2 separate regions of the Homo sapiens genome follow, and region 2 is linked to region 1. A link is an interaction called in ENCODE POLR2A ChIA-PET data of the cell type or tissue named here. Cell type or tissue: PC-3. All regions are shown on one strand. Links, peaks and the distances in the headings refer to the core of each region. The heading gives the core; the rest is flanking DNA. Region 1 overlaps LINC01938 (long intergenic non-protein coding RNA 1938). Region 2 has its middle 96 kb from the start of LINC01938.

Evidence for each region. ChIA-PET counts read pairs that join two places held together with the same protein. Peaks named below come from ENCODE experiments on the same cell type or tissue, not always from the same donor. Only the 100,000 strongest peaks of a DNase experiment are listed, where the experiment ranks them.
Region 2: POLR2A ChIA-PET joins it to region 1 with 7 read pairs; 2 of 35 experiments call an interaction of 5 or more read pairs at or near these places.

What each region holds. Positions count from the first base shown.
Region 1 is chr5:165,230,879-165,236,273 of GRCh38, forward strand. The region is part of intron 4 of LINC01938 (long intergenic non-protein coding RNA 1938); the gene reads right to left. Among named protein-coding and RNA genes, the nearest start is that of LINC01938, 9.9 kb to the right of the region's middle. In PC-3, for the core only: no CTCF peak of the experiment used is centred there; no DNase peak of the experiment used is centred there; H3K27ac peaks cover 512 bases.
Region 2 is chr5:165,336,584-165,341,978 of GRCh38, forward strand. No RefSeq gene overlaps it. Among named protein-coding and RNA genes, the nearest start is that of LINC01938, 96 kb to the left of the region's middle. In PC-3, for the core only: no CTCF peak of the experiment used is centred there; no DNase peak of the experiment used is centred there.

The DNA of each region.
Region 1 (5,395 bases), core at 181-5,180:
AATGGAGGAACAAGTTTATCCACATCACGAGCAAGCAATGAGCCAAATCTGGGATGCAGGACATTCTACAGCACAACTGGCCTGGCTCTTCAAACAAGTGAATGACGTGGAAAAAAGGGGGTAGGAAGAAAGGTTGTTTTAGATTAAAGGATATCTAAGAGCTGTAGCAACCAAATAAAAACTGTGGTACTTATTTGTATCCTGATTAAAACAAACTAGAAAGTTGGAGAAGGTTAAATATGGACTGTTTATTAAACGGGATTAAGTAATTACTGTTAATTGTGTTCAGTGTCCTAATACATTTGTGGCATGTAAAGAAATGTCCTTTATGTTATTTTTGTTGCATTCTGAAGAATTTGGGGGATGAAATTATATGCTCTTTTGTATTAGTTTTGGAATTCAGGAATAAGAGAGGGGGCATGGGAAATAAAAAGGATACAATACAAAGATGCCAGGCTTCAGACAGATCTGTATTGAAATTTGGGGTCTGCTCATTGTTGCCTTTATAAGACATGGTACAGTAAGGCATCTAGTGATTGGAATATAAATGAGTGCGTAGCAATAGGTATTTGTTAAATGAATGAATGGATGAACAGTGAATCAGTGATAGTGGATTATGATGAATTCCAGTATTTTGTAAACAAAAAAGTTGGGGGACATACGCATACACAACTAAAACTATTCTTCTATCATAATGTAAATTGCACTCTACATAAAATATGAAACAAGAATGAGACTCGACTAACTCTGATAATCATCTATATACTAATCGCATCTATATCTTAATGAATGCTTAATCTTATGCATTCGTTGAACACCTGTTCTGGATAAGGCGCTGGGCTTGGCATTTGGAAAATATAGTGAAGGCATAGTCAAAGTCTCTGCCATTTAAAAATATGTAAACTATCTGGAGTTGGGAAGGGAGGCATATGCTTGAATCCAAGGCAGATAGAAATTAGTCAATAGATGTTTGAGTAACACAGTGAGAGGAAACAGAGAAAGGATTTTTTTTTCTGGATGGGTAAAGCAGGAAAGTCCTCATGATTTAAATAAAATTTGAAATTAGAGACTACATGTCTTAGCAAGATCTGGTTGTGGTGTCTTGTTTTTTCCTGGCAACGAGAAAGAGATTACACAAATCAAGAGTTTATTTATTACTAGTCATCAGGTATTAAAACAGCCTTTGGTCCTTAAGCTTTGATCCTAAGTGATTTTTTTTTCTTATGAACCAGCATTTATCTGACCATTGACTCACACACTCCCCAAAGCATATTGTAAGAGTCACTTCCCTTTGTAAAGAGCTGCCACTTCACTCTCCAAAAATATATTAGGATGAATAAAAAATATAAAGACCAAAGATGTTTTAAATCATTATGCAAATAAACAGCTCCCACTCAAATGTGGGAAAGGGCAATGTGAATGCTGGTGGTGGCTCTATAGATACTTGAGCTTTGCAAGGACAAGAAGGGACAGTGCTGTTGCTGCTATGGTTGGCGCTGGATTCACTTTTACCTGTGCATGATGTGCCCTACTGAGCTCTGTTTCCCACCCTTTTTATTTAGATAAGGATGAACAATCTGTGGGGGAAAATTTACTCTAACTTGCTTAATCATTAGCTTCTATTCCAGCAAAATGTTAGAGTAAAAATGGAAGGACAAGGAGAAAATAACACTTCAAAAGAGCACAACTGAGTTAGTGTTGAAGGATACTTAGGCTGTTAGATGGCAGAGTTCTGAAAAATGAATAGATACGTCACTGCAGTACAAAAGCCAAAGCCTTTTATTTACCAATTCCCTTGTGTTTAGTTAGGAGTTCAAAGGGTTTTGAAAGCACTCCTCCGTAAATTAAAATACTCTCCAGATGTTTTGGCACTGTAAATGGCCAGGCTAAAACTCACTTTTAATGAACTGTATTTTAATGTCAGTCTTTCTCCTGTCTCCTTAAATGACAAAGAACTCATCTGACTTTGTAATGAATGCTCAACTGCTCCATTACCAATTCTGCCATTTATTGTGCCTCTGTATTTTCCTGCAAATTCATGGTGATTTTAGATGTATCGAGGAGGAGAAAGGTTGGGAGATTTAGAAAGAAAATAAACCTAGAATCAGTGGGACATGAACTCTCTGCGTAGAATACAAAAACCTAGTTGTGACAATTTCCTTACAGGAAACTGAAGGTTTGAAGGCCAGAGGAAACATAAATAAATACAGAGGATATTGAACAGAATAAATAACCTGAGACTACAAGCTTAGAATCCATGACTTTGAGTTGGCTGTAATTCCTGTATCACATTCTTGATACTTAGAATCAAAGGTTTAAAGAAAATTGTGTCCAGAGGTTTCACAGAACTCAGCTTCAGGATTATTTGGATCAATGTATTTAGAATTGCTTTTGTTTTGTAAACTTACATATATATGACTTTTTTTTCTCTACTGTTCTGCCCAGTGAATTATAAAACCACTGACATCATGACTAGATGAAATGTTATATAATTTTCTTTATCAGTTCCTCCTTTCAGAAGTCCTGATATATTCAATATTTGCATCATTTTGCCACATCAGATCTTTGAAAGGCTTTATGCTGTTTTGATATTTTGAGTTTTGATAGCAATACTTTTATACGTTGAGTAACATATATGTTCAACACTAGCTTTTTACTTACATATGTAACAATCCTTATAACAACCTTGAAAGATGAGCTTGATTATCTCATTGGGCATATAAAACATAGAGCTGAGAGATATTTAATTGTCTAAGGTCACAGAACTAAGAAATGCAAGAGCTCAGAGATTTGAACCCTGCATTAGTCCGTTTTCATGCTGCTGATAAAGACAAACCTGAGACTGGGCAATTTACAAAAGAAATAATTTTAACAACTTACAGTTCCACATGGCTGGGGAAGCCTCACAATCATGGCAGAAGAGCAACTCACATCTTACGTGGATGGCGGCAGGCAAAGAGAGAGAGAGATTGGGTGGGGAAACTCCCCCTTATAATTCCGTCAGATCTCGTGAGACTTATTCGGTATCATGAGAACAGCATGGAAAAGACCTGGCCTCATGATTCAGTTACCTCCCACTGGGTTCTTCCCATGACACATGGGAATTGTGGGAGTTAGAATTCAATATGAAATTTGAGTGGGGACACAGCCAAACCATATCAAACCCTGTTGAGCCTTACTCCAAAATCCATGTACTTTTCTGTCTGGAAACCCATTTTGCTTTTTGGAAGTGAAACTCATGAACAACCTTATAAAGCAAGAATCAAATGTCTCTTAATCAAGTGCCTCAGTTTGCCCAGGATTGAGAGGTTTCCTGAAACATAGAAATTTCAGTGCTAAAACTAGGAGAATCATGGACAAACCATGAAGTTGATAACTGATATGGTTTAGTTGTGTCCCCACTCAAATCTCATCTTGAATTCCTATGTGTTGTAGGAGGGACCCGGTGGGAGGTAACTGAATCATGGGGGCAAGTCTTTCCTGTGCTGTTTTCACGGTAGTGAATAAGTCTCATGAGATCTGATGGTTTTAAAAAGAGGAGTTTCCCTGCACAAGTTCTCTCTTTCCCTGCTGCCATTCATGTAAGATGTGACTTGCTCCTCCTTGCCTTCTGCCATGATTGTGAGGCTTCCCCAGCCACATGGAACTGTAAGTCCAATTAAAACTCTCTCTTTTGTAAATTGCCCAGTCTCGGGTATATCTTCATCAGCAGCATGAAGACTGATTAATACAGTAACTTACATGCCAGGAAAAGCCCCTGTCAAATAATAGAACATTGAAAAAAATTATTGGTGGAATGGATGTGTAAGTAAAATATACTTTATCATATGTTTTCTTCTAGACAGTAAAAGTGACTTGGAATCTTAGAAGCATCAATGTGTAGACCAAATACTGATTTACATACAAATCTAGAAATATGCAAATTTATAAGTGAAATTATATAGAGAGCAGTATGACTCAGCATAGTTTTTCTGTTACTTATGGATTCTAAGTCCTGTGATAAATGTTACAGAAGTAATTCATCGTATTAATTTGACTATTATAATCACTAAGTAAATAAATTCAAATAAAAATGACTTTATTGCATCATATTCTTCTTGCAGTTCCACTATAGAGGAGATGTTTAGGTTAATAAATGTATGTTAGAATATGAAGTAAGGGAGAAATATGTATGCTTGTGTATAAAAAAACTATGATATGTTAAGTATTTAATGAACTTGACATATTTCCTCGTGAACATACTTTTCAATCTTGTTCCTTGAAATTCACTGTTAAAGTAGATAAAGCTGCCACTCTGTTTATAATCATAAACTACTCAAGAATATTATGTTGAAAGATCCTATCTTTAAGACTTTTTTATTTCTTTCATTAATTCTATTATTTAATTTGAATTTATGAATATCAAAAGAAGGTTTTGAAAACAGATTGTGGAAAAGCTTCAAATCACTGAGCTCTTTGAAATGCACTTGGTTTTACTGTATTGCTACTTCATTTGCTTTCTGCATTATACCACTATTTTGTTAAATTTTGCATTTGAAATGTAATTGCCTATTCAGTAATTCCTAGCATTAGTCAGATTTCTTGGATGACATAAATATTGATTTACTTTTACTTTGACTGATAAAAAGAATCACTATCACTGAAGCATGCAAAGAAAAAAAAAAAAAAACCTCTGTTGAGAAGTCTATTCAAGATGCTTTCATTTGAGCAATTTGTGTTTATAATTTTTTAATATGCCAACTTTATTACAAAAGACAAGTAAACTTGAGTAAACTTGAGTAACATTGGAAAGATTGCTTTTGTGGATGTTTGACTGTCATTTGTAGCAGCACCATCGGTGGGACAGCCATCAGTATCACCACTAACGGGGCATAATAAAAGCCATTTGGAGCCTTTCGTATTTGATAACAATACCTATGAAAAATAATAAAAGAAATAGGTAAAATATACTCTTGTAAGTGAGGATTTGTTTTAATATTCCAGTGTATTCATTTCATGAGTAAGGCTGCAAGATGCCTGGTCAATAACCATGGGGTTGGAACAGTGTGGGAACGCATTTCTGGAGAGATTCTCAGATCCTATGCTGTAGTCTAATAACATTTCTTTCACACTGGAGACAACACAGAAAGAAAGGTGTGAGGAGACGATTTTCTTCAGTCGGTTCATTTCCTGAGTGTAAACCAGGGTTTCTCAATTTTGGCACTATTGGCATTTTGAGCTGGATAAATCTTTGTTGTAGGGCTGTCCTGCACACTATAGGATGCTAAGCAGCATCCCTGGCCTCTACTCACTAAATGCCAGTAGCATCTCTCCAGTTGTGACAATCAAAAATGTCATCAGACATTGCCAAGATGTTCCGGGGGAGCAAAAATTCCCCAGTTGAGAGCAATTGGTA
Region 2 (5,395 bases), core at 200-5,199, 110 kb after region 1:
CCATCCCGGCTAAAACGGTGAAACCCCGTCTCTACTAAAAATACAAAAAAATTAGCCGGGCGTAGTGGCGGGCGCCTGTAGTCCCAGCTACTTGGGAGGCTGAGGCAGGAGAATGGCGTGAACCCGGGAGGCGGAGCTTGCAGTGAGCCGAGATCCCGCCACTGCACTCCAGCCTGGGCGACAGAGCGAGACTCCGTCTCAAAAAAATAAAAAAAAAAAAAAAGACACAAGTGGAATTAATCAACTTATCTGAGTAAGAAAGTGCCTGAATGCCAAAAAGAAGTCCCCTAATTTATTGTTAGAATTGGAATATACCAAAGAACACCATTAATATTTAACCAACATGGCTTTTCCAAAATGGTTATTTTGGAAAATAGTGGCAAGTCCTTTAAATAATTAAGTACAAACTTATTTGCAAACAAGTAGAAATAAAGCTAATTATTAAATATGAAGACACAGTTTGGAGGAAAACATTCTAGTAAGATCACAGTAACTGCACTTTAAAAATGCTGATATCTGCCCACTTTTGGTATAAATTTTGGTTTTACTTATGATGAAAACATCAAAGCATAGGGAAGTTAAGTTACCCGTCAGTTTCGTGCTACTGAATCCATAAAATGGGGATTTTTCATGTTAAATGTGTTTTCTTCCGCTACCTAGTTTTATTGGAGGAACACAGGTGGCATCGATTTAAATATTACATATTTGACTACTGTGATTACTAACCTCAACCAATCAGCAAACTACATCCAAAACTATAAGGACTCCTAGGCAAGCAAGCACAAAATGTGTAAAGAGCTATGAACAGTCTAATGAAATTAAGACATTGGTATAAAAGTAATTTTATTATTAGCTCCTGGGGAGAAGATACCCTATCCTAATGTTGCTTGAATTGTTTGTTCTCATAAATCTCAGTTTGGAGAAGCATGACTTCCTTTTCTTAAAACTGTATGCATCTCTGTCGTTATTCCAGATAGTTTTTTAAGTTGAACAGTTTTAGAAATTTAGAAATAAAGAGTCTCCCTGATAAAAATTAGAGTCCATTAAAACAGAATGGGGAAAACAGACTTGTAAGATTAATGGCTTCTGAAGATAATTTTAAATGCAAGAAGGATTGACCATCCACATATTGGTTGAAATCATGAATAGATGAAGGCAGGATGTGTACAATCATGCACCCCATGAGTCTATAATCTTATGGAACCGCATGTAGAATGTTGGTCCCATAAGATTATAATGGAGCTGAAAAATTCCCGTCACTTAGTGACATCATAGCCATTATAACTCATAATGCAACTCATTACTTACATGTTTGTGGTGATGCCAGTGTAAACAAACCAACTGTGCTGCTAGTTGTATTAAGTCTAGCACATATAATTATATACAGTGCATAATACTTGATAATCAATAACTATGTTTCTGGCTTATGTATTTACTGTACTTTTTAACGTTATTTTAGAGTACACTCTTTCTACTCTTTAAAAAGTTAACTGTAAACAGCCTCAGGCAGGTTCTTCAGGAGATATTCCAGAAGAAGTCATTGCTATCACAGATGACAGCTCCATGCGTGTTATTGCCCCTAAAGAGCTTTCAGTGGGACGAGATGTGGAGGTGAAAGACAGTGAGATGGATGATCCTGACCCTGTGTAGGCCTAAGCTAATGTGTGTCTTTTTGTCTTAGCTTTTAGCAAAAAAGTTAAAAATGTTAAACACTGAAAAATAGAATCGCTTAAAATAACACTATAAAGAAAAAAATTATTTTTGTACACCTTTACAATGTATTCATGTTTCAAGCTATGTTGTTGTTACAAGAGTTTAAAAGTTTAAAAAATTAAAGTGTTTATAAACTAAAAAAGTTACAGAGAGCTAAAGCTTATTATTAAAGAGAGATTTTAAAATAAATTTAGTGTATGTAGCTTAAGTGTACAGTGTTTATAAAGTAGTGCACAGTAATGTCCTAGGCTTTCACGCTTTCACATTCACTCCCATTCACTCACTGATTAACTTTCTCAGATCAGCTTCCAGTCCTGAAAACACCATTGATGGTACCATTTTTTAATCTTTTATATCATATTTTTACTGTACATTTTCTTTTCTTTTTTCTTTCTTTCTTTTTTTTTTTTTTTTTGAGTTGGAGTCTCACTCTGTTGCCCAGACTGGAGTGTCGTGGCATGATCTTGGCCCACTGCAACCTCCACCTCCCGGGTTCAAGCGATTCTCCTGCCTCAGCCTCCTGAGTAGCTGGGACTACAGGCACCTGCCACCACACCTGGGTAATTTTTTTGTATTTTTAGTAGAGACAGGGTTTCACCATGTTGGCCAGGCTAGTCTTGAACTCCTGACCTCAAGTGATCCACCCGCCTTGGCCTCCCAAAGTTCTTGGATTACAGGCATAAGCCACCGTGCCCAGCCTACTGTACTTTTTCTAAGCTTAGTTGTATTTAGATACACAAATACTTGCCATTGTGTTACAACTGCTTACAGTATTCAGTACAATAGTGTGCTGTAAGGTTTTTATTCTAGGACCGATAGCCTATACCACATAGCCAAGGTGTATAGTAGGCTGTACCATCTAGGTTTCTGTGAGTACACTACATGATGTTTACGTGATGAAATCACTCAGCAGTGCATTTCTCAGAATGTATCCCCATTGTTAAGTGATGCATGTCTGTAAGCAGATATCCAACTGGATGGGCCCTTCAAGGCTTAGTACTTCTGCCAAATGTACTCTGTTCCCTATCTAATTGGTCCAGGCCCCTATCCTCTGATAATGTTTTCTTTCGCCTCAGTAAGATGTACACCCTCTGTTTGCTCTGACATTTAACCTCTGCAACCCAATACCATAAATCTATTGGTAAGAGTTTTATGTACCACAATGGACTAGTGATTAAGAAAGTCTTTATCACATAAATGTTGTGTAGTGCCTCACACATCATATAAATGTAGGTAGCTGCCTATAGCCTGTACATATAACTGGTCCTGTCCAGGGTTTGTGGCAAGAAACTACAGAGGAATTATGCAAAATTTTGATTAGTGAAATACGGTCAAAGAAAAGGTTTACATAACTACATATATGTAAAACTAGACAAACGTAGCTACCAAGTACTTTGGAGTAAAATCTCTTAGTGGCAGATATACATTTACTTCCCAGCTAGTATCTTCTGCATTTTTTGAGTCAACAACAAGGTGAAATTTAGAATCCAAACCACCAAGTCAATGCATAAAGTAAGTCAATAAGTTGGCATTAAGTGAATGGTTTCAGTAGACATTCAGAAACAAAGGAATTTTTTGGCAGTTAAACTAGATCACCCTTGTCCTCAGTTTTAAATCCTGCAATGGTTTTCATTGCACTAAAAGTAAAAGCCAAACTCCAAGACCTGACCAACAGGTCTCTTGCCTGCTTTTCTGACATTATATCCTATCATCTCCTTCCTTCTCCACCTCCATACCCAGGTCTCCTCCGTCCCATAGCAAGACAGTGGTTCTAGTTGCTGAGTACTTAGAGCTCCTGTTTCTTATTCCTGAACAGCATCCCGTTTTTCAGGTCTCACCTCAAATCCCAAGTCCCAAAAGGGCCTTGCCAAAGCAGTCTCCTCTATTGCTATCACATAACAGTCATTTCTTTATAGCATTTATCTCCACATAAAAATGTCTTGTTTATTTGTTTACATGATTACTCCTGTTTCTTTTCTCTAGAATGTAAGTTCAAGTCCACTGATTTGGCCAATTTTATCTTGTTCTTTATTGTAACGTGGCTTGCAACAGTGTAGGTGCCTAATTCATATTTACTGATTTAATCTACTTTTTAATTTCATATATGCAATTATCAAACATGTATATGGCATTAGTCTGCCCCAGGCATGTTTCTCAACCTCTTATAACTAACATAACAGTCTTATGAGGTAGGCCTGAGAAGTATGCCCATTTACAGATGAAGAAATTGGAGCATAGGGAAGTGAAGTTACCCACCAACGTCAGAAAGCTGGTGAGGCAAAGCAGAGCTTCGAACCTGGACAGTCATGCATGTATTACGGTCTGTGTTATGAGTACAACAGCGTGCCAACGTTGATGTAAGCTATTAAGACAATCATAGGCACAGAGAAGACCTGCAAGGTTTAGGATAGAGCCACAACACAGTCTATAGGTGGAGAAGGTGGCTGGTTTTCAAAAAGTTTCAGAATGTATACAGGCATTAATTCTGTGGCTTCTCTTAAAGCAGTTTCCCCTTGCATTTTAGTCTTCAGCTGTTGGACTCTTGCTTGTTTTCTATATTCTGTTTTCCTGACCTAGTGTCTGAGTGATGGTGTTTTATTCAGGGAAGGGAAGGGAAAAACATCTTAAATTAGCATTTTTTAAATTATGCTTGATGAACAATAGTGTCCCATGATATCTAGATAGGCGTTCCTACCCTCCCTGCCAAAATGTTTCTGTAGTAAGAAAAAAAAAAAAAAAACAAAGTATGACTACAGAGAAGTAAAAGGGCAGAAATAAGAATATTTTGTAATACATACGAGAAAAAAACTAATATGAGTAAATTGTCCCCAATTTGTGAAGCCATATGATGTTTACAAAATGTTGTTTTTATATATTTCCAAGGTCTTTTATATTTATTAGGATGCTTCAGGCTAAATTGAATTTTGAGCGTTAAATGAGATGCCAAGTGACTAATTCTCTAAATTTTTGAAGAAATGAGAGCTGCATTTAAAAATATTTTAAAAGCATTTTTATTCCCATGTTATTATGCTACTTTTTCCTACTTCACCCAAATAGTGGATGCTGATTTGCAGGGTTCTTGTGATGCAAGTTTCCACCTCTTCATTAAGAAAATGCAAATGACTCTAATAGCATTTTCTCTGTGGTCCTGCTTTGCCAGGGCTCCTAAAGAGACTCAGCTGAAATCTAAGATAAACGCCCAACACTACAGGCTGCAGAGCCGGCATTTTATATAAGGGAGACTTACATAGACTATCACCTAAAGTTTAGCTTTTCAACACAGTTATTAATCAGCCTGTTGTGATCCTAGTATTTCTGAATGACACTATTTTCTGTAAGCCAAGCAACCTACACCAAATTAGGAATGGGGACAACGGGGTGGACAAGATATCAAACACGGCCGGAAAACGAATGACCCCTGGAAAACCTGTGAGCTAACCTGAACGCTTGAAATTTTCAAAATGATCAACAGTTGATGTGTGTGTGTTTTGTTGTTTCTGCTGTTCTCTTTCCTTTTCTTCTCCTTCTTCTTCCATTTTACTTCTCCTGTTCTTTACTTGCCAAGTTTCTCATCTGCCTTGTCTATTTTTCCATACAAATCAGTGGCATGATAGTATCTGTTTTAATATCATCTTCCACTTATTATTTAAATACTCTCTTCCTAAGGAGACAGGGCGTGGAG